Linked DNA regions of Homo sapiens: region 1 is linked to region 2. The links are chromatin loops, found by intact Hi-C in ENCODE. Cell type or tissue: transverse colon. All regions are shown on one strand. Each heading gives the region's core, and the rest is flanking DNA. Links, peaks and the distances in the headings are about the cores only.

The links. Hi-C counts contacts between places; a loop is a spot of excess contacts. Peaks named below come from ENCODE experiments on the same cell type or tissue, not always from the same donor. Only the 100,000 strongest peaks of a DNase experiment are listed, where the experiment ranks them.
Region 1: a loop joins it to region 2, with 2.4 times the contacts of the local background. A loop is called at or near these places in 1 of 110 quality-filtered maps.

What each region holds. Positions count from the first base shown.
Region 1 is chr7:4,066,341-4,082,468 of GRCh38, forward strand. It overlaps SDK1 (sidekick cell adhesion molecule 1), which reads left to right. Exons shown (of 45, transcript NM_152744.4): 20 at 1,498-1,596; 21 at 10,658-10,849; 22 at 13,123-13,244. Among named protein-coding and RNA genes, the nearest start is that of FOXK1, 610 kb to the right of the region's middle. RefSeq lists a silencer at 12,777-12,993. In transverse colon, for the core only: no CTCF peak of the experiment used is centred there; no DNase peak of the experiment used is centred there.
Region 2 is chr7:4,409,200-4,425,327 of GRCh38, forward strand. LOC124901578 (a long non-coding RNA gene) reads right to left here and starts at 7,317. Exons shown (of 2, transcript XR_007060197.1): 1 at 6,897-7,317; 2 at 3,708-3,948. In transverse colon, for the core only: no CTCF peak of the experiment used is centred there; no DNase peak of the experiment used is centred there; H3K4me3 peaks cover 734 bases.

The DNA.
Region 1 (16,128 bases), core at 6,410-10,409, 340 kb before region 2:
GATCAATGGATGGAGGGGCACTTTCAGGCACCGCACAGGTGCCTGTGGTGCCTGACTTAGGGAATGGGAGTGCACTGTCTCTCTTCCCCTCATCCTTCCCTCCATTTGCTCGTAAGACGCCAGCCTCCCCAAAAGCGTTTCCATTTCCACCTGCTCCTCATGCCTTGCACAGCAGCTATGGCTATAGAGAGACCATGGAAGGCACATGGCAGGGCTTGGGAGTAACGGCATCCGGGAGAACATCACCATCAGGACATCCACCTATCTCCTCCAGATAGCCAGGCATCCTCTCCTCCCTCCCCATCACCACACAGTGTGGGCTGGCCCTGATGGGACCGATGGGACCTGCTATGGGAACACTAAAAGGCTCTAAACCTGGGTGAGCTGGTGCAAGAGATGTGGGTCAGAACTGCCAGATGTCCCTGCTGTCCGGCCAGCAGCGACTTGCTGTGGGCCCTGCTGTCCCTGAGTCGCAGGCAGGTGGTCCATCTGCATGTGGGGCGGAGCTCTGCGCCTGTGGCCGCCCTTCCTCAAGCAGTTTGCTTTGCTGAGCTGCACCTGCATCTTGGATTTTTAACTCATGTTTTAGACTCTCAGGTCTTTTCTCTGGGGTGGCATCCTCTGATCCTAGGAATGAGTTTATGTTCTGATGAGAGGTTCATCATCATGACAGCGGCTGATGATCATGGAACATTTTCATGGTGCCCGGGACATCCTCGTGTTTTCATGTTTTATTACAATTTATTCTTATAATTGTCTCGCTGAGTTATTTTTATTTTCCCTGCTTCACACATTAACAGACTAAGGTGTCGAGAGTGTAATTTCCTAGGCAGCAAGTAGCTCAGCCAGGTCTGACACCCAGCTTGGACGCCAGCGTTCAAGCGTAACTCTGCGGCTCTGCCTGCCCGTGTTAGCAAGGGGGCCGCAGGGCACAGAAGCTCCTGGGAAAGGAATTTGTTTTTGCTGGGATTTTCTCAGGCCACTGCCTCGCCCCTCTGGAATCCTTCAGGATACCGATTGGGTTTGGAGCCTGGAGTTCTGGACCAGGTTGGCAGGTGAGCCTGCCCCTGGGCCCAGGGTCCTTTTCTGGTTTGCACAAGGTTACAGATGGCCCCCACACAAGCCAGACACGGGGTTGCATACACCATGGAGGAACACTCAGAGGAGGCAGTTGCTCTTGAGAATCCAGCCAGCCTGATTGTTCTAATCAGATTAGATCAAGGAGAAAGACAGAGAATGGTTTGTGTATAAATCTCCTGCCACCAGTAGCTCCAGTGCCCTGTGTGGCTGGGATGAAGCTGGAGAAAATAATGTGTGTGATGATAGCCAGGATGCCTTGAACACCCTCCTTCTTTCTGCATTCCACTGATGTCTCCTGCAGGGTTTTGCAGCCCCAGCTCACCACTTTCCTTCCATAGTTAGAACCTTCCCCACACATCTGATCAAAAGAAAATTTGGGCTATTGTGTTAACAGATGACTTTGCTTTTAATTGGTAGAACCAGGAGCTGTGGGACATCTGAGTTTCACAGAGATCTTGGACACATCTCTCAAGGTCAGCTGGCAGGAGCCCCTGGAGAAAAATGGCATCATTACTGGTAAGTAGGCCTGTCCTTCAAAAAAGGAAAAGATAAGTTTGTCCTCACAAAAAGAAGTGGCTGTCACTTCAAACCAAACTGCTGACAGCATGGACCCGTGCCCATGGCCTTCTCAAGAGGAACTGAAAAGTCTTCCTGGCCGTGTGGCAGAGTCCCAGCACTGGGACTGCCCCAGTGAGAGCCAGCCTGGTCTGGGGCCCTTTACTGTGTGGGCAGCAGCCATAGTTTGAGATCTGTTCTCCTCGCATGATCTTAGTAGGTGTCCAGAGTCTCTGACCAATGAGAGTCAGTCATGTTATGACACATTTGTTCACATGCGTGTGTCTTGCTTAATTCTCATAGCAGCATGGTAAGGTCAATATCGATATTATGACCATTTTACAGATGAGGAAACTGAGGCCCCGAGAGGGTGGGTGACCTTTCCTTCATTCAGCAGATGGCACTGAGCGCTCCTGTGGGCAGCCAGCCTTCTCAGACACAGCCAGGTGGTGTGACTATGAGGCTTACGTGCCTGTGTCTCAGCCCTCGTCCCACAGCTGTGAGCCGCAAGGGTGAGATCTGGGTCTTCTGACTCCAGATCCCATGTTCTGTCCCCTCCCCACCCTGCCCTCCAGTGAGAGCCCTGAGGAGACTGTGAGGCAGGTACTTCGGAGGAGGTTCTGAGCTGTACCAGGGATGGGGGCTGAGCCTTAGAGGCCCCTGGGCAGTGAGATCTCCTCTCCTGGTTTGAGGGGGTCTCTGTGGGAGACAGCTCACCTTTTTTAGGGTTTTTAATGATTTTATTTATTTATTTATTTATTTATGAGACAGGGTCTTGCTCTCTCGCCCAGGCTGGAGTGCGGTGGCGTGATCTCGGCTCACTGCAACCTCCACCTCCCGGGTTCAAGCAGTTTTCCTGCCTCAGCCTCCTGAAGAGCTGGGATTACAGGTGTGTGCCACCATACCTGGCTAATTTTTGTATTTTTAGTAGAAATGGGGTTTTGCCATGTTGGCCAGGCTGGTCTCGAACTCCTGACCTCAAGTGATCCACCTGCCTCAGCCTCCCAAAGTGCTGGGATTACAGGCGTGAGCCACTGCGCCTGGCCAAATTTTTATAATGTCTCTGAAAAACCTTTTAGGTTAAAGCTTAATTTAAATCTTAGTTCAAAAAAAAAATCTTGGTTTGACAAAAGCAACATAGGCTCTAGCCTCAGATGAGGCTGGGCAGGGCCCCCTGTTCTACTGTTTTAGTCACTCTAAGAGCCTCAGCAGACCTCTGGGATCCTCAGTTACAACTGAGGGGCTGTCAGGAGGACGAGTTGAGAGAAGTTGTATCAGTGGCTGCCCACTGCCTGGCCCAGAACAACTCAGCCTCCAACAGACATCTGTTTTTTTTCTAAACATTACCAAGGATTTCTAGCAAGCCACTTAATCTTCTTCTCTGTCAGCCATATATAGGACACTTCTGTGTCAGCCCTCTCTGGGGGCTTTGCCTGTGGCATCTCATGTCCCGGCAGGGGCTCCTGCGTGGGTATTCTGCAGCCGCACCCCAAGGTTGAGTGAGTTGCCCGTCCTGACGCGAGCGGTCAGTTTGGAGCTGAGCTGCGTCTCCGCTCCGTGGTGGCAGCGTTCTCAGCTGCCTGCGGGAGCCATGGAATTCAAGTGCCTGATTGTTCTGTGAAGCAAGCTTATGCTCTCTGGGTGTGTCCTAGAAGCCTGTGCTGGGACTGTGCTGCCCAGAGACCAAGAGCCTCAGGTGATCTCTCCCTCCTGCCAGGCTGCAGGGTTGGGGGCCGTTTCTTCTCCGCACTGGCGTCCTGGATGACAGCGGCAATGATGACCCTGGCCACTTCCACTGTGTTTGTCACCCTAGCCTTGTGGGATCTCGTTTTGCTTTCTCAGCAACCACACAAGGGGTGTCTTATAACCGAGGCCTGGCGATGACAAGGCTGAGGTTTAGGGTGGTGACGTCCCACCATCACAGCCAATGGGCATGTGCGCATTCTCTCCTCTGCAGCGTTGATGTGGTGGGGGTGAGGTTTGAACCATGCTCTGAACCCCACAGCATGGGATGCTCACTTTCCCCATCCACAGTCCTCTTAGCATCTCCATAATTTCTCAAAGCACCCTGAGGCCACAGAAATGCCTGACGGTTCTGTTTATTAAGTAGTTAGGTCCAAACAACGGAAGTGTTAATATGCGCTAACAATTATAATTGCCATGTAAAAAATACTACACAGTAGTTGAAAGAAATAATACTTGCATTTCTTTTTTCAGTGACCACAGTTAGTTCCTAATGGGATGTCTGCACCCGCCTGGGACTGCCCACCTTCTCAGACCTTGGGACCAGATGGTCCCTCGTCACCCTCATTTCCCGGTTCACTTTGGTTTCCAGGCAGTACTTGTTTCCTTATCACAACATCCACCAAAAACTCTGCTTTGCAAAGACAGGATATATCCAAGGACTCGTGGCATGCTCTGACCCGGAAATGGAGCCACCTCGGGCTGGAGGCTCACGTGTGTCCCACTGGCATTGAGTGTCCTGTGCATCCCTGCAGTGCTCCTGGGAGGTCACTGCAGCATCCCAGGTGCCCTGGGGCACAGTGGGAGACTGTGTTCCTACAGTGACCTCTTTCTACACAGAACTCCAGCTACATAGCAAACCCAGTGCCAACCCCACCACTACTCATCAGTAGAATCTCCTGTAATCATCTGTGCCAACCAGATCCCCTGATAGAGCGGTGTGCCCACAGCCCATACACAAGGTCACCTTGGAGCCAGTGCCACCTCTCAAATTTTTTTTTTTTTTTTTGAGATGGAGTCTCACTCTGCAGCCCAGGATGGAGTACAGTGGCACAATCTCAGCTCACTGCAACCTCTGCCTCCTGGGTTCAAGCAATTATCCTGCCTCAGCCTCCCGAGTAGTTGGAACTACAGGCGTGAGCCACCACGCCTGGCTAATTGTTTGTATTTTTAGTGAAGGCGGGGGTTTCACCATGTTAGCCAGGATGGTCTCGATCTCCTGACCTCGTGATCCACCCACTTTGGCCTCCCAAAGTGTGCTGTGCCTCTTATAAGCATATAGCTGGACTTTGTGGGGTTTTTAATTTTTTGTTTATTTATTTTTTGAAATGGAGTGTCTCTCTGTCACCCAGGTTGGAGTGCAGTGGTGTGATCTTGGCTCACTGGAACATCCGCCTCCCGGTTCAAATGATTCTCCTGCCTTAGCCTCCCAAGTAGCTGGGATTACAGGTGTGCGCCACCACACCCAGCTAATTTTTGTATTTTTAGTAGAGACAGGGTTTTACCATATTGGTAAGGCTGGTCTTGAACTCCTGACCTCAGGTGATCCACCCACTTCGGCCTCCCAAAGTGCTGGGATTACTGGCATGAGCCACCACGCCTGGCCTCACCTTAACTTTTAAAAAAAGTAAATTAATGAATCTGGCTCTGCCTTCCAGAAGCTTATCTTTTGAAGTGCCCACTTTAAATAGTGTGAAAACTCCAGGAATGGGGGGAAGTCACTACTAGAATTGGACACAATCTGTTGCACATTCTGAAGTCATCTGAGAATCGCAAGTGCTGAGTGTGTACAATTAAAAGGGCCTCCTGTTGCCTGGAGTCGAAGGAATTAAGCAAAGGCAGGGGGAACTGAGCAGGGGAGGGCACTATAGACTGCAGGAACCTAGTTTAATCTTGCTTTAAACCATTCAAAGAAAGGAAAAACAAACTAGTGGGAGGAGGGATTTTTAAAAGCTGAGCAGGAGGCTACCATTCGGAAGAAGAAGACTTTCCAGTTCAGACCCTTCAGGGACCAGTTCAGTGGCTGGAATTAGAGCTCTGCTTACCACTGATCCCAGAAACGGGGCTGCCCGGGTAGGAAAGAAAGAATTCTGGCCTACCGTCTGCCCAGTCGCCTTTCAGGTCTGCAGTCGGCCATGTTTTGGAAATCTGGCAGAGACTCCTTGGTAGATGTGTGTACACAGAAGGAATTCCCTTTTTACAGATACACACGTTAGCCCCTGCCCTGCCCTTTGTGAACACAGCACACACTTCTTTCCTGTTTAAAGCTGAAAGAAAAAAATCCATGGGCATAATAATTCACGTTGAGCCAACATTTCACGGCTAAGCAGTGGTTGCCAATACTTCCAATTTATGATCGTCTGTTTCACCAGCTAATGGGGCTTCATGAACTCATTTTCATGTTTTATTTAAACAAATACCTGTAGTTAAAAGCAGCAGTCTGTTGTTTATGGTGGAGCTTGACTTCGAAGCTCGAGCTTTCCTGGGCTGGGTGTAGCCAGAGGCCTGGGTTTGGAGGTGCCTGTGCTGTCAGGGGCAGCAAAGTTGCAGTGAGAGCACCAGGCAGACTCTCTGCAGGTTCCTCTCGGCAGCCACGTTGTCCCCTTCTGTGTGTGGCCTGTGTGTTTTCCCTTCCTGCTCACTGTAATGTGCACCTTGTGTCACAGAAGCTGCAGTGGACGCCTGCAGCTCTTTGGAGGAGAAGGTCCTAGAGGAGATGAGATCGGATGTTATCACCTTACCAGCCCAGCATCACCCTGTGCCCCCAGTGATGCCCGCATCAGGGGAGCTCCCCCCAGCACCCACCATGTAGACATAGTTTTCCAGTGGAACATGCTGGCAGCACCATGAAATTCTATTCTGTGCTGAAGGCAGAGTGTCTCATTGAGAAGAGCAAAAGAAAAACTGTGTTCGTGGGCAAACCTGGCTGCCGGTTTCTGGAAGTGTTGGTGCGGCACCACCATGCTCTCGCAGGCTTCCTGCAAAGGCTGCACCTGCTATTAAAGGCAGCTGCAGGAGCCCAGGATGACTGACGGCTTGGGCCTGGGCTCAGCACCACTTTACGGGCCAGAGGCGCTGTTGGAAACGTAGGTTTATTAGCCCTGGTCTGTGGTGAGCACCCCCAGCTTCCATTTTAATTCGAGGCCTGGAATGAGAGGGAAGCACGGAGTAGGGGGCGGCTGCGCCTGCCCGAGTAAATTGCCCATTGCCCGCTCATTGTAAATTTCAGCGTCCTCCACTCTCCTTCAGTAAACTCTGATTTATGAGGGCCAGGATGCAGACAGACAGTTTGTGATTGGATGCACTGCTCTCTTCTAGAGAATTTACTTTAGATCAACAGAAAATTATTTCTGAAGCTCCTCTGGCCATTAGTCTCAGTTAGGCAGCCATTGGGAGCAGGTAGGATGCCAAGCGGGAGGTACCCCCGCTCCTGGCTCCGGGCGCCTCTCTCCTCTCTCCTCTGGGAGCTGGAAGCAGAGGATGCATCCCCTGGCCAGCACTGCCTGAGCCCTCCACGCACCTCCCCCAAAAGCTGTTGTTCATAAATTAGGGGACGTCTTTCCCACCTCACGCCCACCACTCTGTCTGTGCTCACAGGCATCACACGTCTTGGGCCTGCACCATTTCTGCTGGCGTTTCTCTGCAGATCAGCCTCTCTAGCTATCCGTTTGGTTTTTGTTTGTATCCACAACCATTTGAGCACACTATATTATCAATGTTGATCCTAATAAATTCTATCAACACTGCTCTTCCTGAAGATGCTGGAATTGCCGTGTTTCAGCTCTAGGTCGACATGACAAACATGACGCTGTGTTTCAGTAAATTCTGATGAAAAACAGCTTTTAAACAAATAAAATTTTCTGGCAGACAAGTTGTAATATTAAACAAAGTCTGCTCTTCCCATAGGTTCAGAGTAGACCCCGAGGATCAAATTATTTAGCGATTGACCAGGTGTGACCCACCAAGGTCAGGGATGTCTCAGTTCCCTTGCACACATCAGGAGGAGGTGCTGGAGGAGGAGGCGCTTTGAGAGCAGGGTCTCGTGCACCATGAGAAACAAACTCACCCGTCCAAACCCAAAGAATGGACTCAGAGACCCGGAGAACAGCGAAAGTGAGACTTTTAATGCCGGTCTTGCAAGATCGAGTGTGTGGTGGGCAGGCACACTCAGCACGGCCACAACAAGCGATTTATCCCCTAGTGCTCAGGCCCCTCTCCCAGTTCCTCATAGGCTGAGCACTATGGGGTGGGGCGGGGGAGGTCACAGTCTTCCCGGACATCGCCTATTGGTTGTTGGGCAGGGGGCCGTAGGTGTTTTTTTAGGGTTGTCCTGTTGCATTTTGTTGCAGCCCACAATGCACTGCAATCCTAGTCAGCTCAGGGGGTCTTCAGGTATTTGACTTACGACCTAAGTAGCTGGGCAGGCTGATAAGAACAGACGAAACGAGCTATTCTGCAGGATAGTAAACTTTCATCTTAGACTAAACTTCTTTGGTTGGGGTGGGGACAACTGAGGGATTGGGGGAGGCTGAGAAGCAGGCATTTGCGATTGAAGCAGGGGCTTAGTGTATCCTGTTTCTTCTGTAGTTTGCTGACCTAAGCTGATTCAAGGTACTTTGTCTTGGAAACGGACCATGTATCCATTATTTCCTTCATCCACTGAGGGCTGTCTTGGGTTCCAGCAAGTCCACGAAGCTTTCTGTGGCTTGGTTTCTTCCTTTGTGAAATAGGATAACAATGGCTCCAATTTCAAAGGTGTGTTGTGAGGGTTACATGAATGAATGGGGCAGGCTAGATGTCTTAGACGTCAGGGTGGGCAGATGAGGGAAATGCTAAGATGTAAAGCGAGGGCAGGGCCCAGGCTGGGCGTGGTGGCTGACGGCTGTAATCCTAGCATTTTGGGAGGCCACGGTGGGAGGATCGCTTGATACCAGGAGTTTGAGACCAGCCTGGGCAACACAGTGAGACCCTCATCTCTACAAAAAATTTTAAAAACTTGCCAGGCATGGTGGCACATGCCTATAGTACCAGCTACTTGAGAGACTGAGGTGGGAGAATCGCTTGGGTTGAGTGGTTCAAGGTTGCAGTGAGCCGTGATCACCCCACTGCACTCCAGCCTGGGCAACAGAGCAAGACTTTCTCTCTCTCTCTCTCTCTCTCTCTCTCTGTATATATATATATATATATATATATATATATTTTTTTTTTTTTTTAATAAAGTTAGGAAGGAAATGGGAGAAGGCAAAAATGAGTGGTTGGCCTGGGTAGTCGGCCTTCTCCCCTCTCCCTGGGAGGAGGAAAAGGAGACCAGGACCTGAGAAGCAGCCAGGCGCCTTTGATGAAGACACCACAGAGGATGGTTTAGTGACCCTCCTGGGCCCAGGCAGAGACCCCAAAGGCAGGCAGGCAGCACCACTTGGTGACAACTCACAGGATGGCAGGTGCTCCAAGTGCTCTGGAGGCACCCAGCAGCCAGGCCTCCCCTCTGGTGGCCCTTGTTCCTTGGAGCTCCCCACTGCGTCCGCCCACACGGGAGTCCCCTCAGCCCGCACACAGAAGCTGCCAGGCTGTACGGGGCCTGTGGCACGGCCAGGGGGAGCAGTTTACGACATTAAATTTTTTTCAAAATATAAAGTCTCAAGATGCTGTCCTCTAAATTCTTGTTTACCTGCAAGTGCAACTCCTAGCTTTATTTATTGCTTTCATCAGAATGAGGAGGAAGTTTCAGGTGCGTCCTAGCGCTTCTATATCCCTGAGGTTATTGACTAGAAATAGGGAAGAGCAAGCGTTTTCAGCTGTTTTCTTTTGCCTGTGGACCTATGAGCTCTTTCCACCACTGTCTCCCTCTTTAAAAGACACTTTTAAGTGCTCTCTGATCACATTAACTCCCCTCCACGCGGGTTGATTGATTCAGGAGCTAGTTGGGTCTTATTTCTCCTTTTTTTTTTTTTTTTAAGACAAAGTCTTGCTCTGTCACCCAGGCTGGAGTGCAATGGCGCAATCTTGGCTCACTGCAACCTCCGCCTCCCAGGTTCGAGTGATTCTCGTGCCTCAGCCTTCCGAGTAGCTAGGATTACAGGCGCCCACCACCATGCATGGCTAATTTTTATATTTTAGTAGAGACGGGGTTTCACATGTTGGCCAGGCTGGTCTCCAACTCCTGAGCTCAGGTGGTCCACCCGCCTTGGCCTCCCCAAGTGCTGGGATTACAGGTGTGAGCCACCGTGCCCCGCAGGTCTTTTTTCTCTAAGCCCCAAGTCACAGTGGAATCCCAGGTTGAATAAATTTTCGTCATGAGGCCCCACTGGCCTGAAGAGAGTATAGGGGGAAATCAAATTTATTAGAAAACAGGATATATGAAAAGGGGAGAGAGAGCTAGAAGCAAAACTCACACACTCAGGTGAAAATAAACTTTTCCAGTGCATTGCAAAATGTAAGAGTAATCTGTCAGTCATTTCTTGAAGGAAAAAGTAGAAGTGTTTCCATGAATTAGTTGCAACCGAAGAGCAAGCCATTGATTTAAGGTACAAAAAATATCGGCTTCCAAAAATGAAATGATTGGCCGGGTACAGTGGCTGTAATCCCAACACTAAGGGAGGCCGAGGCGGGAGGATCTCTTGAGCCTAGGAATTCCAGACCAGCCTGGGCAACAGGGGGAAACCCCATCTCTCCAAAAAAATACAAAAAATTAGCCAGGCATGGTGGTTCACGCCTGTGGTCCCAGCTACTCAGGACGCTGAGGTGGGAGGATGGATTGAGCCCAGGAGGTTGAGGCTGCAGTGAGCTATGATTGCACCATTGCACTTCAGCCTGGGCAACAGACTCAAAAATAAATAGATAGATACATACATACATATATACATACATAACATTTTTTAGTGGAATTATTGGTGAAATGCATTCATAATTTGACAAGAGAAGGTCGAATTGAGCACAGCAGGCTGGCAGCTGTCGTCATGTTTCAGTTCACGCACCTGGTGCTGAGGTTACCAGAGCATCCCAGAGGCCCTGTCCTTATGAAGCTCGCCCTGGTAGGGAGGGATGGTCCCCTGTGGTGGGACCGTCACTCCCATAAGCAGGTTTACGAGATCGCATTGGGCACACAGAGGAAGGAGCCTTGACCTGTGTCTCATGTCAGTAGCACAGTGGCTCTAAGCTGCCTTCAGCACATCCAGCCAAGCTCTCCATAGCTCCAAGCCTGCAACGATGGTGCTGTGGAATTCAGGTGAGCCCTTGGCCTTCAGGAGACCAACACTGGTCTGGTCCTGTTGCTTTCTAGGCTATCAGATCTCTTGGGAAGTGTACGGCAGGAACGACTCTCGTCTCACGCACACCCTGAACAGCACGACGCACGAGTACAAGATCCAAGGCCTCTCATCTCTCACCACCTACACCATCGACGTGGCCGCTGTGACTGCCGTGGGCACTGGCCTGGTGACTTCATCCACCATTTCTTCTGGAGTGCCCCCAGGTCAGTAGAATCGTGTGCGGTCCTCCTGCTGTCACCTTTCTCTTGGAGATTCCCGAGGCTAGAAGTTGATTGGCACTTTGGTGTGGAAGCCACTGAGTGCCTTGAAAAGGAGTAGTGGCCTCCTGCCAAGATGCTGGAGGGTAAATGGGTGTTGACCCCACTTCAGCCCCATTCTCCAGAGCATTCCACCACGGCCTCACGTCCCTTCTGTCTTCCCCTCCTGCTTTGGCCTCAGCCAGTTCCCAGAACATGCGTTGAAAGTGTTTAAAGCCAGTTCCCAATGCATATCTAAAATGCCATGAATACTTTCAAAACAGTAGCGATGATTGTATTAGTCCATTTTCATGCTGCTGATAAAGACATACCCGAGACTGGGCCATTTACAAAAGAAACAGGTTTAATGGACTTACAGTTCCGTATGGTTGGGGAGGCCTCACAATCATGGCGGAAGGCAAGGAGGAGCAAGTCATGTATTACATGGATGGCAGCAGGCAAAGAGAGAGCCCGTGCAAGGAAACTCCCGTTTTTAAAACCCATAGATCTTGTGAGACTTATTCACTATCATGAGAACAGCACAGGAAAGACCTGCCCCCATGATTCAGTTACCTCCCACCAGGTTCCTCTCATGACACATGGGAAATGTGGGAGTTACAATTCAAGATGAGATTTGAGTGGGGACACAGCCAAACCATATCAATGATGATGGTGTGTGGTTTAATTGGGTAAAAATTGGTATATATAGCGACCAAGGTTAACACTAGAAGCACATCTGGGTGCAAGTTACCAGAGTTTTCCTGAGATGTCTTGGACATTGTTTATCCAGGGCAGGGAAATGGGTTAGCTGACCTCCGGAAGGCTGTGCTTCCAGAAACACTCTGACGCACACTACGTCTGGAGCCACAGAGTGGAGTGTTAGAGGGGAAACTGAGGCCTGGCTGCTTTGGCCAAACCCCTGATAACCAAGGTGCAGGGAGGCACTGGAGTTGCTGTTCCGTCATTGCCAAGGCTGAACGCTTGTAGCTGGAGAGGGGTCTTAAAGCCTTACCCACTCATCCTGGGTAGTGGCTGGAGGCAAATCAAATGGCGAGGACTGCTTTGGGGACACCATGTTCTGTTTACCGTGCTTGAAGTTTATCGCCATTAATGATTGAAGAACCATTTAAAAATCCAGAGAGCTGAGAAATAGGAAAGAGTCCACTTGTCCTTCAATTTAAACATTTTCTATTTCAAATTCATTAAAAACTAGATGTGGAAAGGACCCTTGAGATCCTACAGACCCTGCCCATGCCGATACTGAATTGATCACCAAAATAGTTTCATTGTCCCTGTGCAAGACCTGGTTTCAAACACCCCAAGCAACAGCAAATGAGGAAAGCATTCCTCAGAGATAGTGAGGTCTGAAAGCTGCCCTAGCCTTGCATTTTTCTTTTCTTTTTCTTCCCCATTTTATCCCCTTATCTTTCTCTAGAGTATTTTGCATGGCACAGTAACACGAAAGCTCTCGTTTTGAACTCATAATGCTACAATTCCGGGTGGGAGATGCTCTTTGGGGAGCGGCATCTGAAGGGTCTCTCATCTAGGAGTAGGCTTGAGCCACGGGCACCCTCAACGGGAGGCTCATTCAGAACCCACCTTCCACCTTATCCAGTTGCCTGAGCAACTGAATAGAAGCAGAGAAAGGAGAGTTCTGCACTTGCACGAGAATTTGTTCGTCTTGGAAACGAAATCCAAGAAGCCTAAGGCTCAAGACCTGATCCTGACCGGGTGTCACGTCGCCTGGGAGCAGGCGATCCTGACCGGGTGTCACGCCGCCTGGGAGCAACCCTGGGCCTATGCACTCTTCCCTCCATCCCTCCGAGGCCGCGGTAATTATGAAAGGAAGTACGGCCCGCTCGTTCTCTGTGTGGTTTGAGGAGCCAGGAAGAATTACATTCATTCATCCTTTCCTCATTCAGCCAGCATCTGTTAATTACCTACGAAGTACAGAGATGCGTAAGACATGACGTGTGCCTGCAGAGTTTCTCATCAGGGAGGCCATGTTAGCGACGTGTCTCCCAAAGCCCACTGGGTCACCCCATTAAAGCAAAAACCATGCACTGATCATGCCCCTGGGGAAGCTGTGCTGCTTCTCACCTTCATGGTTTTGAGAGCAAATCCTTTTTTGGTATAGAATCGTTTTGAAACTGTTTACTTTTGAAGCTGACACGTTTGATACCTTTCCTAAGCTGTGACGGACTGTAAATCTCTCCCTTTCCTCCCTGGTTCCTCTCTAGACCTTCCTGGTGCCCCATCCAACCTGGTCATTTCCAACATCAGCCCTCGCTCCGCCACCCTTCAGTTCCGGCCAGGCTATGACGGGAAAACGTCCATCTCCAGGTGGATTGTTGAGGGGCAGGTACGTGTGTCGTTAGACTGGGAGCTGGCATTTGCGAAGAGCAGTGTTGGGGCCTGTGAATGAGTGGTACCCCTGCAGATGATGGCTTGGGGTGTCGGGGAGATGGGTGTGCTTGGAGAGGGAGAACCAGGGGCTGGAGATAGCCCAGATACCAGGGCAGAATGTAGGAAGACAAAGAACAAGATGTCAGGCCGGGGTCCTACCAGGTGATAAGACAAGGATAAGAAGGGTTAAAATGAAAGTTGTGATTCAAAATAGGTACCCAAAATTGGATAGTGTCGTTGATTGAGTTTTTAAAAATTCTATATCACAATTAGCTACTAAATATACTAATAGGATTAATTGCTTGGTACAGCTTGTGTGTCATTAGCTATGCATTCATTCAACAATATTTTTAGAGACGATTGTTCTATCAGCAGGCACTATTCTGAGCACGGGGGCTATTGCAGTAGACAAAGCTGGCTGAGTTTCTGCTGTCGAGGAGAAAAGTGCTGTCTGGGAAAGAAAGACCTCCAGCTGTGGGAAAGCTGTTATATTTGAGGGACAGCGAGGAGGGTGGGTGCTGGAGGGAGGGGAGCAAGCCCTGCGGTGGCAGGGAGTGAGTCTGGGGAGAGCTGGGGGCGGGTTCCACAGGACTTGAGAGAGTGGACTCCGCCGAGAGACTTCCGGTCCGACTCCAGCTGTGCAAGTGCTGGAGCACGCAGGGGTCCGGGACAGTGCCAGGCTTGAATAGGATCATGCTGGCATTGGTGAAGCCGTGCAATCTGCCACTTCCATGTTCCAATAAAAGCAGGAGGAAAAAGATAAAGGGCCAAATTATGAGGAGTAGTAAAGTTTCAAAATAGTTATTATCTGTAGTAAAATCCTTGTGGTTTTCATGACTGTACTTATGCTATACTGCAAGACGATCCACTCCTGGAAATTGGCCGTAAATTAGGGAACAAATCCTATCTACCTCTTCAAAAGTTTCATTAAGCAAACATTTCTGAAAGTCTAAGGAGGATCCTGAAGGCGCAAACCATCTGGATGGGACTGACCCACAAATGGGGCTGGAACAATTATTTACTTAGGAAAAATAGCAGTAGAGCCCTACCTCACATCATCACACACCAGGGACTGTTGTGGCGTTGAGGGGGTGGGGAGGGATAGCATTGGGAGATACACCTAATGCTAAAAGACGAGTTAATGGGTGCAGCACACCAACATGGCACATGTATACATATGTAACAAACCTGCACATTGTGCACACGTACCCTAAAACTTAAAGTATAATAATAATAAAATTACAATAAAAAAAGAAAAAAGAAAATCAGTCTTCAGCAAATGAAGACTAAATTGATGAAAGCAAACTTTAAAACGCTTAGGATTAAATATAGGACAAGAATCACAATGTCTCATGAAAACCAATTCTACTATTAAAATCCATCTGCAGAAGTAGCCAGGCAATACTTTTAGGCCCGCAGAAGCACGCGCTGTGGTCTTTGGTGTCTGACGATGCCGCATAGCTGAGGCCAGGAGGCAGCGCTCTCTGCAGGCTTTAGAATGTGGTGTTACGCTAGGGCTAGGCAGGCCACAGCGACAGAAACGCCAGCGTCTTCAGGGCTCAACATACAAAAGCTCATCTGTGCATCCAGGCAGGCCTAGGAGTGGATGACGCTCCTTTGGCCCATGTTCCGTTGCCCAGAACTTGGGCAACGTGGCCCTGTGTCACTGCAGGAGAGTCTGAGAGTGTTGCATTTCAGCTCATCTGGGAGGGAAAGACAAGGAGTGATGTGGGGACCCTCACCACAGTTTCTTGGCCATAGTATCCTAGCTTTATGTCATACAACCTGTTTCTTTAATTTTTTTTTTTTTGAGACAGAATCTTGCTCTGTCGCCAAGCTGGAGTGCAGTGGCGCCTTCTCAGCTCACTGCAAGCTCTTCCTCCCAGGTTCAAGTGATTCCCCCTGCCTCAGCCTCCCGAGTAGCTGGGGCTACAGGCACCCGCCACCCACCCAGCCAATTTTTTGTATTTTAGTAGAGACGGGGTTTCACCATGTTAGCCAGGATGGTCTGGATCTCCTGACCTCGTGATCCGCCTGCCTCGGCCTCCCAAATCGCTGGGATTACAGGCATGAGCCACCGCACCTGACCTGTAAAGAGGTTTTACATTTTTAATGTAAAACATCTTAAATATATGCAAAAGGAAGAATAGAGTAAGCCCTCTTATACCCATCAGCAAAAGTCAATGATCCTCAAGATTTTGCTGCATCCATCCATCCCTGGTTTTTTATTGGCGTATTTTGAAGCATATTTCAGACCACATGTCACTTTTCCCCCATACACATCACACATGTGTCTAAAATGCCTGTTCACATGCCAATATGGATGAATTTCACAGGCATAATGTTTAACAAAAGGAAAACCAGACCCCTGCTTGGAGCATATACTGTGTGATTCCATTTATAGAATGTTCCAAAACAGGAAGAAGTAATCTTTGGTGTTGGAATAACAGGTTTTCCTGGGACCCTTGTGGTTACTTACCGTGGGGGTGACAGTGACTGGGAGGGGGCCACCTGAGGAGGGGGCGTCTGGAATGGCAGGAGTGCTGTCTTTTGATCTGGGTGCTTATTTTGTGTATACACCAGTCGTCTGTGAGCTTGCCTGTATGTCTTACTTCAGTGAAAACTTTGGCCAGGCGTGATGGCTCACACCTGTAATCCACACTTTAGGAGACCAAGGCAGGCGGATCACTTGAGGTTGGGAGTTCGAGGCCAGCCTGGCCAACATGTGAAACCCCATCTCTACTAAAAATACAAAAATTAGCCAGGCATGGTGGCGCACGTCTGTAATCCCAGCTATTCAGGAAGCTGAAGCAGGAGAATCGCTTGAACCTGGGAGGCGG
Region 2 (16,128 bases), core at 4,153-8,152:
ATAGAGCTACAAAAGCATAGCTATCATAGATCTGAACTCACTCTCCTGCCTATCAAAGTTGACTCCAAATCGACAGTTTCTTTTAACTCCACTTTTTACTTTACTTTTTTTACTCATTTTCATTCCAAACAACTGTTTTTCTAATGGCCAGATAGGCTGCATCTTAGAGAAAAAGAAATCAAACATGTTCACTTTTATTGCCCAAGAAACACCTTGGTCATAGCAGCTGCCTTACTATTTATAAAATATATGTGATTTTTATTCTACCCAAGTTGAAATTTATGTGCATTTCTATTATTGTCCAAAAGTCACCCCCCCAAAAAAAAAAGAATCACTTGGAAACTCTTTTAGTGGCAAATAGGGAACAAAAATGGAACAGAGACAAATGAGTGTGCAAGGCCACCTGCTGGAAAAAGGCTGGTGTATTAGTGGGTTTTCACATTGCTATAAAGAAATACCTGAGGCCGGGCACGGTGGCTCACGCCTGTAATCCCAGCACTTTGGGAGGAGGCCGAGGCAGGCAGATCACCAGAGGTCAGGAGTTCGAGACCAGCCTGGCCAACATGGTGAAACCCCGTCTCTACTAAAAATGCAAAAAAATTAGCCGAGCGTGGTGGTGCATGCCTGTAGTCCCAGCTAGTCAGGAGGCTGAGGCAGGAGAATCACTTGAACCCAGGAGGCAGAGGTTGCAGTGAGCCAAGATCGTGCCACTGCATTCCAGCCTGAGCAACAGAACGAGACTCTGTCTCAAAAAAAAAAAAAAAAAAAAAAGCGAGACAGAGAGAAGAAAAAAGAAAGAAAAAGAAAAAAAGAAAAGAAAAGAAGTACCTGAGACTGGAAAATTTATAAAGGAAAGAGATTTAGTTGGCTTACAGTTCTGCAGGCTGGGCAGGAAGCATAGTGGCTTCTCTTTTTGGGGAGGCTTTGGGAAGCTTCCAATCGTGGCAGAAGGCTAAGGCGAAGCCGGCGTCGTACATAGAAGGAGCGGCAGCAAGAGAAAGGGAGGGGAGAGGTGTCATGCGCCTTTAAACAACCCAATCTCAGGAGAACTCACTCACTTTTACAAGAACAGCACCGAGAGGATGGTGCTAAATCACTCAAGGGAAATCTTCCCCGGTGATCCAATCACCTCCACTGGGCCCACCTCCAACATGGGGGATTAGAGTTCCACATGAGATTTGGGCAAGACACAGATCCAAACCATACCAGCCAGTATGCAAAGTTCCCAGGCACTTGGCATCCAATAAGAGGATGTTTCACACAGGAGCAAGGCAATAACCCCATTCAAGTGATTCCTGCCCCCTCCGATTCCTTTATAGTGCAAGGCAGCAGAGAACAGGGTCTTCTTCCAGGTCAATGCCAATGTGCATTCAGCCGTGCCTGATCCCCCATGCCTTTCTGCGGGGTTCCAGGTACCACTGCTGCACAATAAGCCACCCCAAAACTCGGAAACGTGAAGCAATTTTTTTTTTTTTTTGAGACGGAGTTTCACTCTTGTTGCCCAGGTTGGAGTGCAATGGCACAATCTTGGCTCATCACAACCTCCGCCTCCCGGGTTCAAGTGATTCTCCTGCCTCAGCCTCCGGAGTAGCTGGAATTACAGGCATGCACCACCACGCCCGGCTAATTTTGTATTTTTAGAAGAGACAGGATTTCTCCATGTTGGTCAGGCTGGTCTCCAACTCCCAACCTCAGGTGATCTGCCTACCTTGGCCTCCCAAAGTGCTGGTATTACAGGCGTGAGCCACTGCGCCCAGCTGAACCAATTGTTTTATTATGCTCACATGTTCTGTGTGTCAGGAATTCAGACACAGATCTTCAGGGACAGCTTGTCTCGGCTCCTCCACCACATCTGGAGCCTCTGCTGGAAAGACTTGAAAGCTAGGGGTGGCTCTTTTGAGCCCTGGGCCCTGAAAACATCTAGAACAGCACCATCCAATGCAGCAGCCACTGGCCACATGTGGCCGTTGAGCACTTGAAATGTGGCTAGTGCTAATGAAGAACTGAATTTGAAACTATATTTTAACTTCAATTAATTTAAGTTCAAATAGCCATACATGGCCAATGGCTATCATATTGGATCGTGTAGATCTGGAGTCAATCTTGATTTTGTATCTGGAAGTTGGTGCTAGCTGCTGACCTGGACCTCAGCTGGGCTGGTGGCTGGAGCACCTACATGTGATCTCTCCCTGTAGTCTCTTTGCATGGGCTAGTTGGGCTTCCTCATAGCATGGCAGCTGGGTTCCAAGAGTAAGCATCCCCTGAGACTCAAGGAGAAGCTGTATCACCTTTTTTTTTTTTTTTTGAGACAGTCTCACTCTGTCGCCCAGGCTGGAATGCAGTGGCGTGATCTTGGCTCACTGCAAGCTCCGCCTCCCGGGTTCGTGCCGTTCTCCTGCCTCAGCCTCCCGAGTAGCTGGGACTACAGGCGCCCGCCACCATGCCCAGCTAATTTTTTCTGTATTTTTAGTAGAGACGGGGTTTCACCACGTTAGCCAGGATGGTCTCGATCTCCTGACCTCGTTCGTGATCTGCCCGCCTCGGCCTCCCAAAGTGCTGGGATTGCAGGTGTGAGCCACAGTGCCTGGCCTGTATCACCTTTTATAACCCCAACTTTGGGAGTCCTATAGTGTCATTTATGCCAGGGTCACAAGCCTACGAAGGTTCGAGTTGAGGGAACATAGATCCTATCACTTGATGGAGGACTCTCTACATCAAATTGTAAGAAGAGCAAGTAGACTGGAAGGTGTTGCTGTGGCAAGAGGACAGTTCATATTAAAATCAGTTATTGGCCAGGCATGGTGGCTCATGTCTGTAATCCTAGCACTTTGGGAGGCTGAAGTGGGAGGATTGCTTGAAGCCAGGAGTTCAGGACCATCCTAGGCTACATAATAAGACCTTGTCTCTACAATAAAAATTTAAAAATAAAACATTAGCCAGGCGTGGTAGCACATGCCTGCAGTCCTAGCTACTCAAGAAGCTGTGGTGGGATGATCACTTCAGCGCAAGAGCTCAAGGCTGCAGTGAATTATTATCATACCAGTGCACTCCAGTCTGGACAACAGAGCAAGACCCCATCTCTAAAATAAATTAATAAATAAAATAACACAATCAGTTCTATATTCCTGTGCAATAAACCACCCAAAACCTGGCAACTTAGCAACAATTATTGATTTTGCTCACAATCTGCAGGTTTCAAAGAAGACAGCCCACCTCTGCTCCAAACAGCATCACCTAGGGCAGTTTATCCTGGTATTGAAGAATCTACTTTCAAGATAGCGCACTCACATGTCTGGCAGGTCGGTGCTGGCTGTTGCCCAGGAGCTCAGCTGGGGCTGTGGTTCAGGGCTCTGCATTTCTCTCCATGTGGGCCAGTCTGTGGGCTGCTTGGGCTTCCTCACAGCATGGTGGCTGTGTTCCACAGGTGAGCTTCCAAGGCAAGGTATTTTTATGACCCCACCTTGAAAGTCACATTGTATCATTTATATTGTACTCTATTGGTGGAGACAGTACCAGGGGCTGCCCAGGTCCTAGCGCAGGAGACGAACATTCATCCACTAGGTCAGAAGGGCGAAAATAACGCACTGCAAGGGAGGTACGTGGGGTGGGAGGCGTGGAGACTATCTTCAGAAAATGCAGTATACTATAACCAAGTCCAAACTCACTCTGCTCACTGTATAATAGCCAGTAAGTTGAGAGACAAGGAGTTGGAAAGCAAGGAAAGTGACTTTATTTGGAGAGCCAGCAAAGCAAGAAGACAGACCAGTTTCCTAAGAAACCATCTTAAGTCAGTAAAACGTTCAGCCTCCTTTTATGTTAAGAGGAGGGGAAAAGGAAGGAATTGGGATCAAGAGGTGACCGATGACTGCAGATATCCGTATGCCAACGAGGATCTGTAAAGGCCAGGAACTTCTCTGTCCTTGATCAGCTCACAATGCTCCTGCAAATCTTTAACAAAACCTAGTTAGCTGCTTATACACTTTTCCTTTCATCCCAGAGTTAGTTTCAAAAGCTACTGATTGCTGTTTTTGCATTATTATCTCAGTGCTCTAAAATTATCCCAGCCTACGTGCAGGGTAAAGGATCCTTAAACAAAAATGGGGTGAGTTATACTGGTTCTTCTTCTGTTTAACTGTTACAGTACTACACATGGGAAGGTGAGAGTCTGGGGTACCCTGTTGGTCCTGTGCCTAGAAGGCTTTTTGAGCCTGCAATGCATATTAATGGTCTTTGTCTTTCCCAACACATATTTCCCAACACACATTCACCTCTATTGTTTTGAGACAGAGTCTCACTCTGTCACCAGGCTGGAGTGCAGTGGCATGATCTCGGTTCACTACAACTTCTGCCTCCTGGGTTCAAGCAATTCTTCTGCCTCAGCCTCCCGAGTAGCTGGGACTACAGGTGCCCACCACCACACCCAGCTAATGTTTGTGTTTTTAGTAAAGATGGGGTTTCACCATGTTGGCCAGGATGGTCTCGATCTCTTGACCTCGTGATCCTCCCACCTCGGCCTCCCAAAGTGCTGGGATTACAGGCATGAGCCACCACACCCGGCCACATTCACCTCTATTCTTACTGTTCTCTTTGAGCCCACTTTTCGTCAGCATCCTGGAAGCTATGGTCCCAGTTTACCCTTGCATCCTCTATTTCTGATCCTGTGTCTAGTATTAGCTAACTCTTCATTTTCCCTGTGGAATACAAGCATATCCATTTTTTATTTTTTTGAGACAGGGTCTCGCTCTGCCACCCAGGCTGGAGTGTAGTGTCACGATTATAGCTCACTGCGGCCTCAACCTCATGGGCTCAATCAATCCTCCTGACTCAGCCTCTCAAGTAGTGGGATGACAAGCATATACCACCATGCCCAGCTAATTTTTTTATTTTTAGTAGAGACTGAGTTTCACCACGTTGCCCAAGCTGGTCTCAAACTCCTGGGCTCAAGCGATCCTCCCACCTTGGCCTCCCAAAGTGCTAGGATGACAAGTGTAAGTCACCACACCTGGCCCATATCCATCTCTTAAATAGAAGAGTTTGGTCTATTTGAGCTGCTGCCAGAAATGTAAATCAAAGAGGGAAACTGGTAAAGATTTTCATATACAGGTCCCGGGGGAAAAAAGAGAGTGACAGTTGGCATCAATTAAAAACTGATTGTGGGGTTTTAATTACTGTTATTTCTAACCACTGCTCATTGCCTTGTCTGGCCAGGAACCTGTGTTGGCATTTAAGAAGTCCTTCTGGGCCAGGCGCAGTGGCTCAGGCCTGTAATCCCAGCACTTGGGGAGGCTGAGGCGGGTGGATCACGAGGTCAGCAGATCGAGACCATCCTGGCTAACATGGTGAAACCCCGTCTCTACTAAAAATACAATTAGCCAGGCGTGGTGGTGCACACCTGTAGTCCCAGCTACTCGGGAGGCTGAGGCAGGAGAATCACTTGAATCCAGGAGGCGGAGGTTGCAGTCAGCCGAGATAGTGCCACTGCACTCTAGCCTGGGCGACAGAGCGAGACTCCGTCTCAAAAAAAAAAAAAGAAAGAAAGAAATCCTTCTGTTGCAGGGGCAGATGAGCTCAAAAATGGGGGCTCCACTCAGGAAGATAGTTGGCTTCACCCAAGAAGGAATTCAAGGGTGAGCCAGTGCTAGAAGAAAATAGCTTTATTGGCCAGGCAAGGTGGTTCATGCCTATAGTCCCAGCACTTTGGGAGGCCAAGGTGGGAAGATCACTCGAGCCCCAGAGTTCAAAACCAGCCTGGGCAACATGGAGAAACCCCATCTCTACAAAAAAAAAAAAAAAAAATAGAAAAATTAGCTGGGCATGGTGGTGCATGCCTGTAGTCCCAGCCACTAGGGAGGCTAAGGTAGGAGGATCATCTGAGCCTGGAGAGGTCGAGGCTGCAGTGAGCCATGATCATGCCACTACATTCCAGCCTGGGTGACAGAGTGAGACCCTGTCTCAAAAAAGAAAGAAAGAAAAGAAAACAGCTGGTTTGAGGCAGCAGTGTACAGGCCAGTGACTGTTTCTGCACAGTAGGGTTACCCCCATAGGCAGTGTGTGGAGAGCAGCAGCCCCGAGGCAGTTCTGCCATCATATTTATTCTCATGTTTAATTACATACAAATTAAGGGGTTCTTCAGAAATTTCTAGAAAAAGGGCGGTAACTTCCAGGTGTTGCTATGGCAATGGAGAACTGTCATGGCACCAGTGGGAGTGTCTTGTGAGACGAAAGAGGCGCTTTCCTCTCTTCCCTGTTTCTGCCAGTCTTCAGTGTGGTCCGGAGTCAAGTCAAGCCCCGTCTCCTACCTCATTTCCATGGGTGCACTGATTCTTCTGACATACTAACTGCTTTTAGGGAGAACTTACATTTTAGGGAGGGTAGAGGGACAATAGACACATATGCAATTAAGTGCATAGGCTCATTTTAAATTGGGATATATGCTTTAAGGAAAATAAAAGTGCATAATAGGGCCAGGCACTGGGCTCATGTCTGTAATCCCAGCACTTTGGGATGCTGATACAGGAGAATTGCTTGAGGCCAGGAGTTCAAGACTAGCCTGGGCAACACAGTGAGACCCCACCTCTACAAAAAAAAAAAAATTAAAATTAGCCAGGCATAATGGCACACACCTGCAGTCCCAGGTACTCAGGAGGCTGAGATGGGAGGCTCGCTTGAGCCAGGAAGGTTGAGACTATAGTAAGTTGTGATTGCACGACTGCACTCCAGCCTGGGCAACAGAGTGAGACCCTGTCTCAAAAAAAAAAAAAAAATTTAAGTACATAATGAGGTCGAAAGTAATGTCAGAAATGTGAATAACTGTAGCCAAAATCTAAAATAATATTTGAGAAAAGCTATACTGAGCTGTACTGAGCACCGAGGATTTTCTTCAAAAATCAAGTTACCTTCTAATTGAAAGTGAGAGCGTGACTTGTCTTGCCGCCTGAAGGGTGCCCCTCATGCACTACTCGAAATATTCCTTTCATTTAAACAAAGTTTTTGAGGCCCTTTGTACTCTGCATGTGAACACCAAGGGCAGCCTGATTTAGGAATGAGTTTCATTCTCATTATTCATTAAAGAACATTTGTTTCCTCTCCACCGGGGAGCTCTGCCGACTGTGCAGGCATCTTTTTGACGATTTTCTTTCAATTCTGCTTATTGATCCAATGAAGAATCCCAGTACTTCTCTGGGAGTTGGTTTACATTCTACATTTTAAGACGAGGAGCCAGGAATGTAAGTACAACTGTAAAAAGGAAAAGAAGGCACGATGGAAACAGAGGCTGTGCAGGAGCGTCCGTCTGCCTCGCCGTTATCTCTGGGGCAAGGTGCATTGGCTCCCTGGGGTTCTATGACCACAATAACTGACTTTCATAAAACCCGTGGCAAAGTGAATGATAGAATCTCAAAGCTGTAAATGGCCTAATAAATCATCACATTCAAACGTCCACGCGCTGCAGATATCTCTACCGTAATGTTCCTGATAAACACGCATCCGGTTTCTGTTGGGCCAGGTCCAACGTTGCTAAGACTCCACTATGGCGGCTCCACTTGCCCGGAGCTTTTCCTCTTAAGCGTCACCCGCGGATCCTGATATTGCTTCTGGACTGTCTGCCAGCGCCCCTCCTGCCAGATCCTTCAAGCTGACTCTAATCAGGCCTTTATAGCCACCGTTCCAACTCAATCACCCTTTGTCAATTTCACCAGGCCTTCCATGCTGTCAAACCCAATGCTCAGTCTTCAGCTCTCATCTGATTTGTTCTAGTGGCAGCGTTCCACACAGCCGATCGCTTCCGTCTCATTGAGTCATTTTCTTCATTTGGCTTCCAGGACACCAAAGCCTCTCTGTTTTCCTGCCGCCTCCCCAGCTGTGCCTTCTCCATCCCCTTTGCTTCTTCCTCCTCCCCTTCTCCTCACTTTCTAACTCCGGAGGCCATAATCTCCTCTCTACCTACGCCCCGTCCCTTGGCGACCTCATCCAGACTTGTAGCTTCAAGTCCCATCTACGTGCTGATGGTGCTACAAGTATGTCTCCAGCCCAGTCCTCTCCCAGCAATCTCAGACACAGAATCCAGCTTCCTCCACTTCACTGATGTCCTAACTGTCCTTCCAGCTGGCACCTGCCCTTTAGGGTCGGTTCCAACAGAGTCCTCCATGAAGATGGAGTCAACATTTTACAAGACGCTCGTTGACCTCAGTCATCTCTTACCACTTGTGCTCTGGTTGGTCTTGGAACACTCTGGGCCATCTCAAGGCCTTTGCTCAAGCTTCTCTGTGATTGACTACTTGTCTGAATATATCCACAGGGCCCCTCACTCACCTTTCTGAGCTCAGAGTCTTTACGTTTCAATAACTAGACACGCAATTTTTTTCTTTTGTAATCTCCCGGACTATCTTGAGATTCAGTTTTGTTCTGAGTTTTCTTTTCCTTCCAGATGGAAAATCTCTCTCTTGCTGGACACCATAGGGTAGGGAAAGAAAAAGAAATGGAGGCATGAACTTGAAGATGTGGGGTGTGATCCCCATGCTGGCATGCTCTGGCTGTGTGTGTGTGTGTGTGTGTGTGTGTGTGTGTGTGTGTGTGCTCCTGGGAAAGTTATTATCTTTGGACAATGTTCTCTTTGTGTGTAACATGAAGATAATATCCACCTGAAGGTTTTCATGCAGATTACAGGAGAAAATACATGCGAATTTCCCTGGATGGGTTGGGGGTCACCGCTATACACGAATTCTTGTTCCTTAAGTCTTCTCTTTTTGCTAAAAAAAAAAAACAAAACAAAATACCCTTGTTCCATGTTGATCTTGTTCTTGTGATGGATGACTTGGGGTGTCAACTAGCTGAATTAAAGGATACCCAGTTAGCTGGTAAAGCACTCTGTACTCCCAATCATGGCATGAATTCTTCTGAGTGCTTCTCCAGGCACAGAGACCCTCCCTCTTCTCCTGAAAGCGAAGCCTGGGCAGTTTGGCATTTGATTGGAATGATTGGGCTGCCCCAGGTGTGTCTGCGACGGTTTCTGGAGGCAATTGGCCTGTGAATGGGTGGACTGAGTGGGGAAGATCTGCCCTCAGTGTGGGCAGGCACCATCTAATCCACTGGGGGCCCACATGTAAGGGCAAATTATTGCTCTCTCTTCCAGAGCTGGGAGATCCTCTTCTCTGGTCCAGAGGCATCAGAACTCCAAGCTTTGACTCTCTGACTTTTAGACTCCACGACATGGACAAACAGCCCCTGGGCTCTTAGACCTTTGGCCTTGAACTGAGCATTACACCATCACCTTCTTGTCTCTGAGGATGTGGACTTGGGCTGAGTCACACCACCAGCATCCCAGGGGCTCCAGATTGCAAAGAGCCTGTCATGGGACTTGCCAGCCTCCATAATTGAGGGAGCCAATTATCCTAATGCATCTCCTTCCATGTCTCTCCCTCTATATCTGATTGGTTCTGTCTCCCTGGAAAATCCCAACTAAAACAGACAACATTTTGATATTTTGCCCCAAAGAATGTCGATAACTCTTGGTCTTTTTGCTCCTGACTTAGCTTTCAAAATCCATCATGTTTAGCATTTGTGCACCTCCACCGATTCCGACCCTCGGTCATCTTGACACCATTCTTACAGGCTCAAGCCTATGTTTGATACATACTCCCAGGTACATGATGTTCTTTTCATATCCTCTGTATCTCTTAACCCATCCAAATTAATGAGCATTCTCCCATGTACCAGTGGCCCATCACACAGATTCCATTAGATATTTTCCCATTATCATTTCATTAGGCCCCTTTATAATTGCACAGCCAGAGCTTTGTCATTCACAACTCCCCATGCCAACTGAGCTGCACTTTCATAGACTGTCACTCATAATGAAATTCTAGCAATATATGGTCTCCAAACTGTAAAAGGAAACTTTTCCAAAATCTAGGATATACCTGAGGTGGTGTGCAGCATCCACAGTTTCTTGCTTACATCAGCTCCAAATTCCCCAGTCATGTTCTATAGTTCCTGCAATTTCATGGCATAAATTTGCAATTATTCAAAACATTTCACCCAAAGGAAAAAACTAATCCTGATAAATTCACTGGAAAATATTTCCAGACTTACAAAAACAACCAATAACACCTCCACCACCACCAAAAAAAATTACAACATTTACATGAATGACTTTAAAATCTGAAGAATATATTATGGGACTCATTTTATGAGACAGTGTTTTTCCATTTTTAATGTTGAGTGTGTATTAGGTTTCAGGTACTCTTCTAAACCTTTTAGTTATTATCTAATTTGATTATTTCAGAAACCATAGGAGTTAGACACTCTTTAAAATATTTTTTATTTTAAAATAATTATAGATTCACAAGATGTTGTAAAGGGAGTGCAGAGAGGTCTCACGAAAACGTCAACCAGTTTCCACCAATGGTGACATCTTCTTTTTTTTTTTTTCTTTTTCTTCTTCTTTTTTTTTTTTTTTTTTTTTTTTTTTGTGTGAGATGGAGTCTCACTCTGTCACCCAGGCTGGAGTGCAGTGGTGTGATCTCAGCTCACTGCAACCTCCGCCTCCCAGGTTCAAGCAATTCTCCTGCCTCAGCCTCCTGAGTAGCTGGGATTACAGGTGCCCGCCACCACACCCAGCTAATTTGTTTTATTGTATTTTTAGTAGAGACAGGGTTTCACCATGTTGGCCAGGCTGGTCGCAAACTTCTGACCTCATGATCCGTCCGCCTCAGCCTCCCAAAGTGCTGAGATTACAAGCGTGAGCCACAGCACCCACCCAGTGACATCTTAATTATAGCAGAATACAGAAAAACAGGAGTTGACATTGGTACAACATGTGCAAGCACTTCCATGTCATCTTATCACATGTAGGTTTGTATAATCACCACTATAATCGAGACACAGAACGGATCTATCCTGACAAAGATCTGCGTCATTCCACCCCTTTCTAGCCACTCCTCAGCCTCCATCATCCCTAATGCCAGCAACCACTAATTTATTCTCCATCTTTATGATTTTGGCATTTTGAGAATATTATAGAAATGGAATTATACAGGATGTGACCTTTTGGGACTGGCTTTTTCACTCATCATAATGCCCATGAGATCCAGCCAAGTTGTTGCCTGTGTCAATAGTTTATTTCTGGCCAGGTGCAGTGACTCACACCTGTAATCCCAACACTTTGGGAGGCCGAGGCAGGTTGATCACCTGAGGTCAGGAGTTTGAGACCAGCCTGGCCAACATGGTAAAACCTTGTCTCTACCAAAAATACAAAAATTAGCTGGTCATGATGCTGGGTGCCTGTAGTCCCAGCTACTCGGGAGGCTGAGTCAGGAGAATTGCTTGAACCCAGAAGGTGGAGGTTGCAGTAAGCTGAGATTGTGCCATTGCACTCCAGCCTGGGCAACAAGAGTGAAACTCTGTCTCAAAAAGAAAAAAAAAAGTTTATTTCTTTTAGTAGGGAGCAGTATTCCATGGGATGGATGCACCACAAAACACCAATTAACCATTCACCTATTGAGGGACATTTTGGTTGCTTCTAGTTTGGGGCTTGATATATTTTAGATATTTGTCCCCACCAAATCTGATGTTGAATTCTAATCCCCAATGCTGGAGGTGGGGCCTGGTGGGAGGGTACTGGATCATGGGGGCGGATCCCTCATGGTTTGGTGCTATATTTGTGATAGTGAATTCTCACTAGATCTGGTCATTGAAAAGTGTATGGCACCTTTCCCCAGTACTCTCTCTCTCTCTTGCTCTGGCCGTGTGACGTGCGTACTCTCCCTTCACTGCCCGCCATGATTGGAAGCTTCCTGAGGCCTTCCCAGAAGCTGAGCAGATGCCAGCACCAAGCTTCCTATACAGGCTGCAGAAACATGAGCCAATTAAACCTCTTTTCTTTATAAATTACCCAGTCTCAGGTTTTTCTTAAAACAACACAAGAATGGCTTAATACAGGACTATTACAAATAATACTGCTATGAACATTTGATTACAAGCTTCAAGTAGACACAACTTTTCATTTTTCTGGGATAAATGCCCAGGAGTACAATTGCTGAACCATATACTAAGCATATGTTTAGTGTGCCAATTTTCCAGAGTGCCTGTATCATTTTACAGGTACCACAAAGCAACATACGAGAGTTCCAGTTGCTCCATGTCCTCACCATCACTTGGTGTTGTCAGTTTTTTAAATTTAGCTCTTCAGATAATTGTGTACTGATATCTCATTATGACCACAGATTTGCATCTCCCTAACAGCTGGTGACATTGAGCATCTTTTCATGTGCTTATTTGCCACCCATATAAACCCTTTGGTGAGATGTTTGTTCATATCTTTGGTTCATTTTCTAAATGGATTGTTTAATTTGTTTTGCTGTTGAGTTTTGAGAGTCCTATAATATTTGCAGATATGAGTCTTTTTCCTGATATATGGTTTGTACATATTTTCTTCTAGCTCGTAACTTGTCTTTTCATCCTCCTCACATGGTCTTTCATAGAACAAATGTTCTTAATTTTAATGAAATTCAGTTCGTGATATTTTTCTTTTATAGATCGTGCCTCTGGTGCCATGTCTAAGAACTCATCATCAAGCTCAAGTTTCTGAAGACTTTTTCCTGTGTTTCCTTTTCAGCATTTTATAGTTTTATATTTACATTTAAGTTCATTATCCATTTGGGGTTAATTTTTGTGTAAGGTCCAATGTTTAGGTTAAGATTCGCTTTTTGAAAAGACTGTTTTTCTCCCCATTGAGTTGCTTGTTCACTGTTATAAAAATAAAATCAAATAAGAGTTTTGTTTGTTTCTGACGAGAAATTCACTGACATTCAAAAAACTTTTTCCCCTACGATAAGGTGTCATTTCTCTCTGGCTTCTTTCAAGAGCTTTTCTTTTCTTTTGTTTTCACAAGTTTGACTATGATGTGTCTTTGGATTTATCCTGCCTAAGATCTATTCAGCCTCTTGAATCTGTACACATGTGCTTTTTTAGCAAATGTGGGGATTTTTCAGCCATTATGCCTTCAAATAATTTCTCAGCTGCACTCTCTCTTCCACCTCTCCTTCTGGTAATCCAAGGATTTGAATATTATTTCCTTGGCTATAGCCCCACAGATCCCTGGAGTGCTGCCCTTTCTCATTTTTTTAAGTTTATTTTCTCTGTTTGCAGAGTAGTTCATTTCTACTGTTTTATCTTAAAGTTCACTGATTCTTCCCTCTGTCTTCTTTATTCTGCTCTTGAGCCCATCCATTGAGTTTTTTTCTTTTAATTATTATATTTTTCTTTACATTATCCATTTCTCTGCTGAGACGCCCTCCCCTTTTATCTTTTGGCTTGAGCATGTTTATGATTTCTCACTGAAGCATTTTTATGATGCCTGCTTTTCAATCCTGGTGAGATCATTCTGACATCTATTTTATCTCAGCATTGGTGTCTTTTGGTTGCTTTTTCTCATTCAAGCTGAGATATTCCTGGTTCTTGGCATGACAAGTGATTTATCTTGAAACCTGGACATTCTGAGTATTGTATCAGGTGACTGTAGCTCTTACTTAAATCTTATGTTTGGGCAGGCCTCCTCTGACACAGCTCTGGTGGGTGAAGGGGGCAGCACTCTCTTACCACCAGGTGGGAGTGGAAGTCCCGTCCCTGCCTCAGCTGTCATTGGCACTACGTGGGGAGGGACTTCTCACTACTGCTGGGCAGGGTGGGAGTTCAGGATCACCCCTGGGCTCTACTGATACTGTCACTGGGAAGTGCAGGAATCCTCAGTTCTTGCCTAATGTGGGAGAAAGAATTCAGCCAAGAGACAATTCGTAATCCAAGCAAAGGTCTTGCTTTTGTTTTTGTTTTGAGACAGAGTCTCGCTCAATTGCCCAGGCTGGAGTGCAGTGGTGTGATCTCATCTCACCGCAGCCTCCACCTCCCAGGTTGAAGTGATTCTCCTGCCTCAGCCTCCCGAGTAGCTGGGATTACAGGCATGCACCACCATGCCTGGCTAAGTTTTGTATTTTTGGTAGAGACAGGGTTTCACCATGTTGGCCAGGTTGGTATTGAACTCCTGACCTCAAGTGATCCGCCCACCTTGGCCTCCCATTATGCTGGGATTATAGGCGTAAGCACTGTACCCAACCTCAAAAGGTTTATTAAGGAGATACAAGCACACCCCAAGAGGGAAGCAGGCTGACCCGTCTGGAAAACAGCTCCAGGCTGGTCAGGCTGGAAACATAGCAGTAGCAGCATTTACTTAAAGGGATGGTGCACTCTGAAAGAGATGAGACAGAGCGGGCTGCTGGGGGACTGTCTTTAGAGAATCTTACATGATTTTTCCTACAGGGGCAGGAGGGGGCGTCACTTGCAATCATGTTTTGGGTAGTCACCTTGGGTTTGCACACTCTGTGGTTGTGCATGCTGGTCCACACATCACATGTCTCATATGCATGCAAAGTCTCCACCCAAGGATGAGCTTTTTATTATCATAATGAGCAACAGGATATCCTCGGGCAAGGTTTTGGAGGAGTGGGCATGCTCATCAGCACGGGAAGTCCCTACCGTGGTTATCTCTGACTAGGGCTCGATAAACCCCGTCGGAGCCGGAAGAGCCCAACCACAAGGCCGGAAGTAGCCAGTGCAGCCTTCATCTTTTTCTCTGACTGTCAAAGGGCAGCATCTCCAAGACGTTTTTTCCCAGGAGCTCCTTTGCCTGTCTATTTCCGACCCTTTACCTCCTCTAACAACACCTTTCTAGCTGAGAGGGGCAAAGGTTCACCATGACTGTTCCCTGTGTGGCCACCATGGACAAGCAGAGGGATGACCTCATTACCGCTGGGCAGTAGTGAAGGCTCTGACTCCTAATAGGCCTCCTCTGACACCAGCCGATTACCAAGCAATTGATGTGCTTGCTGCCCAATGTGCACAGAGGCCAATACCATGGCACCAGCTTTTGAGAAGAGAAAAGCTGGCCGGGCACAGTGGCTCACGCCTGTAATCCCAGCACTTTGGGAGGCCGAAGCGGTGGATCACCTGAGGTCAGGAGTTTGAGACCAGCCTGGCCAACCTGGTGAAACCCCGTCTCTACTAAAAATACAAAATTAGCTGGGCGTGGTGGTGGGCACCTGTAATCCTAGCTACTCAGGAGACTTAGACAGGAGAATCGCTTGAACCTGGGAGGTGGAGGTTGCAGTGAGCTGAGGTCCTGCCATTGCACTCCAGCCTAAGGTACAAGAGCAAAACTCCGTCTCAAAGAAAAAAAAAAATAGAAAAGCTTTATTTGAGTTGACCAGCAAGGAATGGGAGGAAATGCTCCAATCTGTCTCCCTGAGCTGGGGGCTGGGTTGGGCTTTATAAGCATAGGGCAATGAGGTGTGATCTGATTGGATCCTGCCAGAGGGTGATGCCAGGGCTCAATCTCATTGGATCCTTGATCCTGCCATGTGGTGTCTGCTTCTTTTTTTTTTTTTTTTGGGACGGAGTCTTGGAGTCTCGCTCTGTCCCCCAGGCTGGAGTGCATAGGCGTGATCTCAGCTCACTGCAAGCTCCGCGTCCCAGGTTCACCCCATTCTCCTGCCTCAGCCTCCCTAGTAGCTGGGACTACAGGCACCCGCCACCACACCTGGCTAATTTTTTGTATTTTTAGTAGAGACGGGGTTTCACCATGTTAGCCAGGATAGTCTCGATCTCCAGAACTCATGATCCACCCGCTTTGGCCTCCCAAAGTGCTGGGATTACAGGCGTGAACCACTGTGCCCGGCCTTGGGGTCTGCTTCTTAATCCAGTCCACGCTTCTCCTTCCAACCACTTAGGGTACCCTTGTGGCTGCACCCTTGGTTCATCTGGGCATGCTCAGGTTATGTGACCTTCAACCTTGGGCCCCATGGCAACTGAAAAACAACTCACAAGTTTGTTACATGGATGTTGAACCAGGGCCAGCATGGTGGCGCATGCCTGTAATCCCAGCACTTTGAGGTTGAGGCAGGAGGATCACTTATGTTCAGGAGTTCAAGACTAGCCTAGGCAACATAATGAGACCCCCATCTCCACACACACACACACAAAGTTGAACCAGATTGGTCTGATGTGGTTAAAACCCCAGCAAGAAAGGGGAAGAGAGGGTGTCCTGTTGCTCCTGGGTGGAGATGAAGATCCAGGCCCCCT